Linked DNA regions of Homo sapiens: region 1 is linked to region 2. The links are chromatin loops, found by intact Hi-C in ENCODE. Cell type or tissue: Caco-2. All regions are shown on one strand. Links, peaks and the distances in the headings refer to the core of each region. The heading gives the core; the rest is flanking DNA. Region 1 has its middle 21 kb from the start of MIR1915. Region 2 has its middle 27 kb from the start of LINC02643.

The links. Hi-C counts contacts between places; a loop is a spot of excess contacts. Peaks named below come from ENCODE experiments on the same cell type or tissue, not always from the same donor. Only the 100,000 strongest peaks of a DNase experiment are listed, where the experiment ranks them.
Region 1: it touches region 2 in a loop (3-fold over the local background); 1 of 110 quality-filtered maps calls a loop at or near these places.

Annotation. Positions count from the first base shown.
Region 1 is chr10:21,473,799-21,476,716 of GRCh38, reverse strand. No RefSeq gene overlaps it. Among named protein-coding and RNA genes, the nearest start is that of MIR1915, 21 kb to the left of the region's middle. RefSeq lists an enhancer at 2,897-2,918. In Caco-2, for the core only: no CTCF peak of the experiment used is centred there; a DNase peak (open chromatin) is centred at 1,116.
Region 2 is chr10:21,398,074-21,400,991 of GRCh38, reverse strand. No RefSeq gene overlaps it. Among named protein-coding and RNA genes, the nearest start is that of LINC02643, 27 kb to the right of the region's middle. In Caco-2, for the core only: no CTCF peak of the experiment used is centred there; a DNase peak (open chromatin) is centred at 1,181.

The sequences.
Region 1 (2,918 bases), core at 178-2,677, 76 kb before region 2:
CCGGCTAATTTTTTGTATTTTTAGTAGAGATAGGGTTTCACTATGTTGGCCAGGCTGGTCTCGAACTCCTGACCTCTAGTTATCCGCCCACCTTGGCCTCCCAAAGTGCTGAGATTACAGGCGTGAGCCCCTGAGCCTAGTCAAGATTTCTTTTATTCTGTCTCTTAAATATGTGTATGCAGGGCTCTCTTGTATCCACTGTTGTGTGGAGTTGGCTCCCAGCAGCTCATAAAAACTAATTGGGTGCATCTCTTCACAACTCTAGGCTCAGTGATGACAAGTTGGTAGCTTGGAGTTGACCACAGACATCAGCAAATGCTACATATCAGGCCTCCTTTAGCTGGAGAGATGATTGTTAAAACACTTAACTGTCCATCACTTCTTCCATTCCTGCTCTTCACAGCCTGCCTGGGTAATCCCCAGTTACAGTCTCAAGCACCATCCCTATACTGATGCCCATCACATCTTTCATCTCCTGTTAAGATCTGTCTTTAGGCCTAGTTTTCCAAATAACTCTGACTTCACTTGGCTGTTCCCCAAGCATATTATATTTCTCCTTAAAACTGCTCTTTAAAACAAAAAATTCTTTGGCCGGGCACGGTGGCTCACGCCTATAATCCCAGCACTTTGGGAGGCTGAGGTGGGCAGATCACAAGGTCAGGAGTTCAAGACCAGCCTGACCAACATGGTGAAACCCCGTCTCTACTGAAGATACAAAAATTAGCTGGGTGTGGTGGTGTGCGCCTGTAATCCCAGCTACTGAGGAGGCCGAGGCAGGAGAATCATTTGAACCCTGGAGGCGGAGGTTGCAGTGAGCCGAGATCGCACCACTGCATTCCAGCCTGAGTGACAGGGCGAGACTGCGTCTCAAACAAAAAAAAATTATTTGTCTCAGTATACAACACCATTTTCCCCTGCTTGTTCACCCCTCATTGCCACACTCTTCATTCACACAATTTTTTTTAACAAGTTTATTTTTAGAGGTGGGGTCTTGCTATGTTGCCCAGGCTGGTCTCGAACTCCGGATCTCAAATGATCCTCCTACTCTGGTCTCCCAAAGTGCTGGAATGACAGGCTTGAGCTACGTGTCTGACCTCCAATCTGGTCTCTATGCCTCAGTCCAAATGATCTTTCAGAAGCTAAGATATGATCACATCACTCCCTTGTTTAAAACCCGTGAATGGCTCTCCATGTGTGCCGTGTAAACTAAACTGGATAAAAGCCCAGTTTAGTTTACATGGCACACAGACTCTTTATGATAGGGCCTTGTTTACTTTTTAGTCTCACAGCTTATCATACCTTCCCCTGACATTTTTTACTCCAGTCACTTCCCACCAAGATCCTTCCCCCGTCACCCAGGCTGGAGTGCAGTGGTGTGATCTTGGCTCACTGCAACCTCCGCTTCCCAGGTTCAATCGATTCTCCTGCCTCAGCCTCCCGAGTAGCTGGGATTACAGGCATGTGCCACCACGCCCGGCTAATTTTTGTAGTTTTGGTAGAGATGGGATTTCTCCATATTGGTCAGGTTGGTCTCGAACTCCTGACCTCAGGTGATCCACCCACCTTGGCCTCCGAAAGTGCTGGGATTACAGGTGTGAGCCACCGTGCTGGGCCTCACTCCCTCATCCTTTAACTCAGAAATCACTTCTGTGTGGCAGAGAAAATGCTATGTGTTCACCAAACCATTTCATTTCCTTCCTGGGACCCAGAAAACCTACATTACCCATTTCTCTTGCATCTTGGTGGGGCCATGTGGCTGGTTCTGGAGAATGGAATGTAAGTAAAAGTTGTGGGTTTGGCCAGGCACAGTGGCTCACGCCTGTAATCCCAAAACTTTGGGAGGCCAAGATGGGAGGATCACTTGAGGTCAGGAGTTTGAGACCAGCAACATGGCAAAACCCCGCCTCTACTAAAAATACAAAAGTTAGCTGGGTGTGGTGGCACATGCCTGTAATCCCAGCTACTCGTGAGGCTGAGGCAGGAGAATCACTTGAACCCGGGAGGCAGAGGTTGAGCCACGATCGCGCCACTGCACTCCAGCCTCGGCAACAGAGCGAGACTCCATCTCAACAACAACAATAACAAAAAAAAAAAAAAGAAAGAAAAAGAAAAGGAAATCTGCTGGTGCAGAACAAAAATATAAATATTTAATATTAATTAATTGTGTTAAATCATTGATATTTAGGATTCTTTGCTTTACCAACTGGCAATAAATGTCCTGATTAATGTACTTTGGGAAGTTTTTTCTATATTTCCTTTAGACTTGGTTGGATACCTCTCTATCTGTTTCCGAAGCACTCTGTACTTATCCTTTTTTTTTTTTTGTAGTGATGGGGTCTCGCTATGTTGCTCAGGTTCGTCTTGAACTCCTGGGTTCAAGCGATCCTCTTGCCTCAGCCTCTTAAAGTGCTGTGAATACAGGCATGAGCTACTGTGCCTGACCACAGAATCTCTCTTTTAAAACTGTCCATCACCCTCCAATTATTCCAGAATAATAGGGGCTTATTCAGTTCAAAGTGATCAGGTCTGCTCTCAAACATGAAGTAGCAAAAAAGCTGCAGAATTAAATAGTTCCTCAGTGTGCTCTGGTTTAGGGTTGCTGCTTTTTTTTTTTTTTTTTTTGAGATGGAGTCTCACTCTGTCGCCTGGGCTGGAGTGCAGTGGCATGATCTCAGCTCACTGCAAACTCCGGCTCCTGGGTTCAAGTGATTCTCCTGCCTCAGCCTCCTGAGTAGCTGGGATTATAGGCATGCACCACCATGCCTGGCTAATTTTTGTATTTTTAGTAAAGATGGGGTTTCCCACGTTGGTCAGGCTGGTCTCAAACTCCTGACCTCGTAATCCGCCCACCTCAGCCTCCCAAAGTGCTGGGATTACAGGTGTGAGGCACCGCGCCCGGCTGGGTTGCTGCTTCTTAT
Region 2 (2,918 bases), core at 195-2,694:
TGTAATTCCAGCACTTTGGGAGGCCGAGGTGGAAGAATCACTTGAGGTCAGGAGTTCAAGACCAGCCTGGCCAACATGGTGAAACCCCTGTCTCTACTAAAAATACAAAAATTAGCCAGGTATTGTGGCAGATGCCTGTAATCCCATCTAATCAGGAGGCTGAGGCAGGAGAATCGCTTGAACCCGGGAGGTGGAGGTTGTAGTGAGCCGAGATTGCGCCACTGCACTCCAGCCTGGGTGACAGAGTGAGACTGTCTCAAAAATAAAAATAAAAGTAAAAATAAAAATAAGTGGATAAATAAGTAAATACATGTCTGTTGTTTATAAATTATCCTGTCTATGGTATTTTGTTGTGGCAGCCTGAATGGGCTAAGGCACCTTCCAAGCTAGACTGCAGACTTTCTACATATAGAAACCTCAACTTCTCTGACATCTAGCCCTCAACCCTAGTTGTAGCAAGAGGCACATAGGTGTCACTCAGAATTATGTGTTTACTGATGGACTGTCTCCCCTTGAAGGACAAAGCTATGCTGAGTCTAACACAACAGAATGTTGCTGTTTTAGATGGATCAGAGATTTAATATAAGATCTCTCTCTCTTTTTTTTTTTTTTTTTTTTTTAGATGTAGTCTTGCTCTGTTGTCAGGCTGGAGTGCAGTGGCACGATCTCTGCTCACTGCAACCTCCGACTCCCTGGTTCAAGCTATTCTCCTGTCTCAGCCTCCTGAGTAGCTGGGATTACAGGAACGCACCACCACACCCAGCTAATTTTTGTATTTTCAGTACAGACGGGGTTACACCATGTTGGCCAGGATGGTCTCGATCTCCTGACCTCGTGATCCGCCTGCCTCAGCCTCCCAAAGTGCTGGGATTACAGGCATGAGCCACTGCACCCAGCCAAGACCTCTTTTAAAGGGGTTTCTAGTCAATAGATTTCTTTTTTCATTTGTTCTTTGGCTGGCTCATTGCTTTTAGAGACCAGAAACTACTGATTAAGGAGAGTAGACCTCTCTGCTATAACCTCTTTTTTCCATCTGCAGAACAGGTTTTCCTTGACTTCCATCTCTGGGGATGCAACCACAGAACCTTACAAAACATGTTTAAGTGCACGGTTTTAAGAGACGTTTGCATTCTTTATGAGTGCATGCATGTGTGGGGTTGGGGAGCTTTGCATGCCAGACTGTGACATCATATGTCTCCATGCCTATATTTGGAAGCCGGCTGGGTCCACAATAGCTGTGTGCTGAGAAGAATGGAAAGCTGATGATGGGCTCACAGGCTTTGATCTGTTAAATAAATATTTTTTCAAGAAGAGGAGCTTTAGGAATAAACCATTTCAGCCAGCACCTTTGTGATCATCCCAATTCTAAAACAGATGGAGATTCCTTGTACCTAGAGAAAGTTGAGTTTTAAACATTGAATAAAAATATGATTTTCTAGTTCTTGGCTCAGTCTCTTAATCACTTTTACCTCCACCGCATACAGAGCTGATGCTTGCAAAGGGAAGTTGTTACCCCCTACCCATTGGTTTCTGTCTGATTCTGATCAGGTAGTAATATTTCATAGAGCCGCCGCATGACACCAGCACATTTTCCCCACCCTGGACACATGTTTCCTTTCATTTTGGAAAAATTGTACTGTGAGCATAGCAAAGAGAATAACTTCTATGTCTTTCCTCTTATAAAGAATGTGCTTTTATAACATGTTTTTTAATTGATAAAGAGGTAAGGGTAATAAATGAGCATTTGATCCAAGTTTCAGCAAAGGACTCTTTATTGGAGTACAGACTCTAAAAGTTATTTTAGGCAAGTACCCAGAGGCAATTTTTAGAGCCACGAGGCTGAATTAGAAGATGATGATTCTGAATGAATTCTGCCACTCCTTAGACATAAATTACGTCTCCTTCCAAGTGGAGTGGCTAGTGGGCTAAGAGGACATATTTTAAAATAGTTGAATCCAAACATAAGCTGGATTTGCATTTTTTAAAGCCTATAGTTTGCTTTTCACATTTTCTCTCTTCCCCAGGGACTCTGGCATTGTATGGTCTATGCTGCTTTCTTACAAAGGTACCTTAGGTTCATTTTATGAGGTGTGGAATAGAGGACTAGCCTGGTGCTTGGACTGGCTGAACTTTCCATCCTGCTTTAAACAACCTGCTAAAAGTCAGTGTGATTTACAACAGTAGTTACAACTACCCTTTTACTTAGCCAGGGATATTCTCATGCTATCAAAAAATAGAGGCACATTTGGAACCACTGTCATTCCTATCCCTTGATTAATCATCTTGGTGATTCATTCATTAAACAAGTTTATGCAGCTAAGGGGCCTTCTTTGGTGAGGTAGGATGAAAGAGATCACTTGTCCTAGTTACATCCAGTACAATCTTTATTTTTTTATTTTTCTATTTTTTTAAATTTTATTTTCCATAAGTTATTGGGTTTTTTTTTTTTTTTTTTAGATGAAGTTTCGCTCTTGTTGTCCAGGCTGGAGTGCAATGGCATGATCTCAGCTCATGGTAACCTCCACGTCCCAGGTTCAAGCAATTCTCCTGCTTTGTCCTCCTGAGTAGCTGAGATTACAGACGCCCACCACCACGCAAGACTAATTTTTTGTATTTTTGGTAGAGATGGGGTTTCACCATGTTGGCCAGGCTGGTCTCAAACTCCTGGCCTCAAGCAATCCACCTGCCTCGGCTGCCCAAAGTGCTGGGATTACAGGCGTTAGCCATCACACCTGGCCACATCCAGTATAATTTTAAAGAGAGGGAGGGTCTACTGAACAGATACAAGGGGTGAAACCGCTTGATTATTTTCTCTTCTTCTTTTTTTTTTTTGAGACAGAGTCTTGCTCTGTTGCCCAGGCTGGAGTGCAATGGTGCGATCTCGGCTCACTGCAACCTCTGCCTCCCAGGTTCAAGCA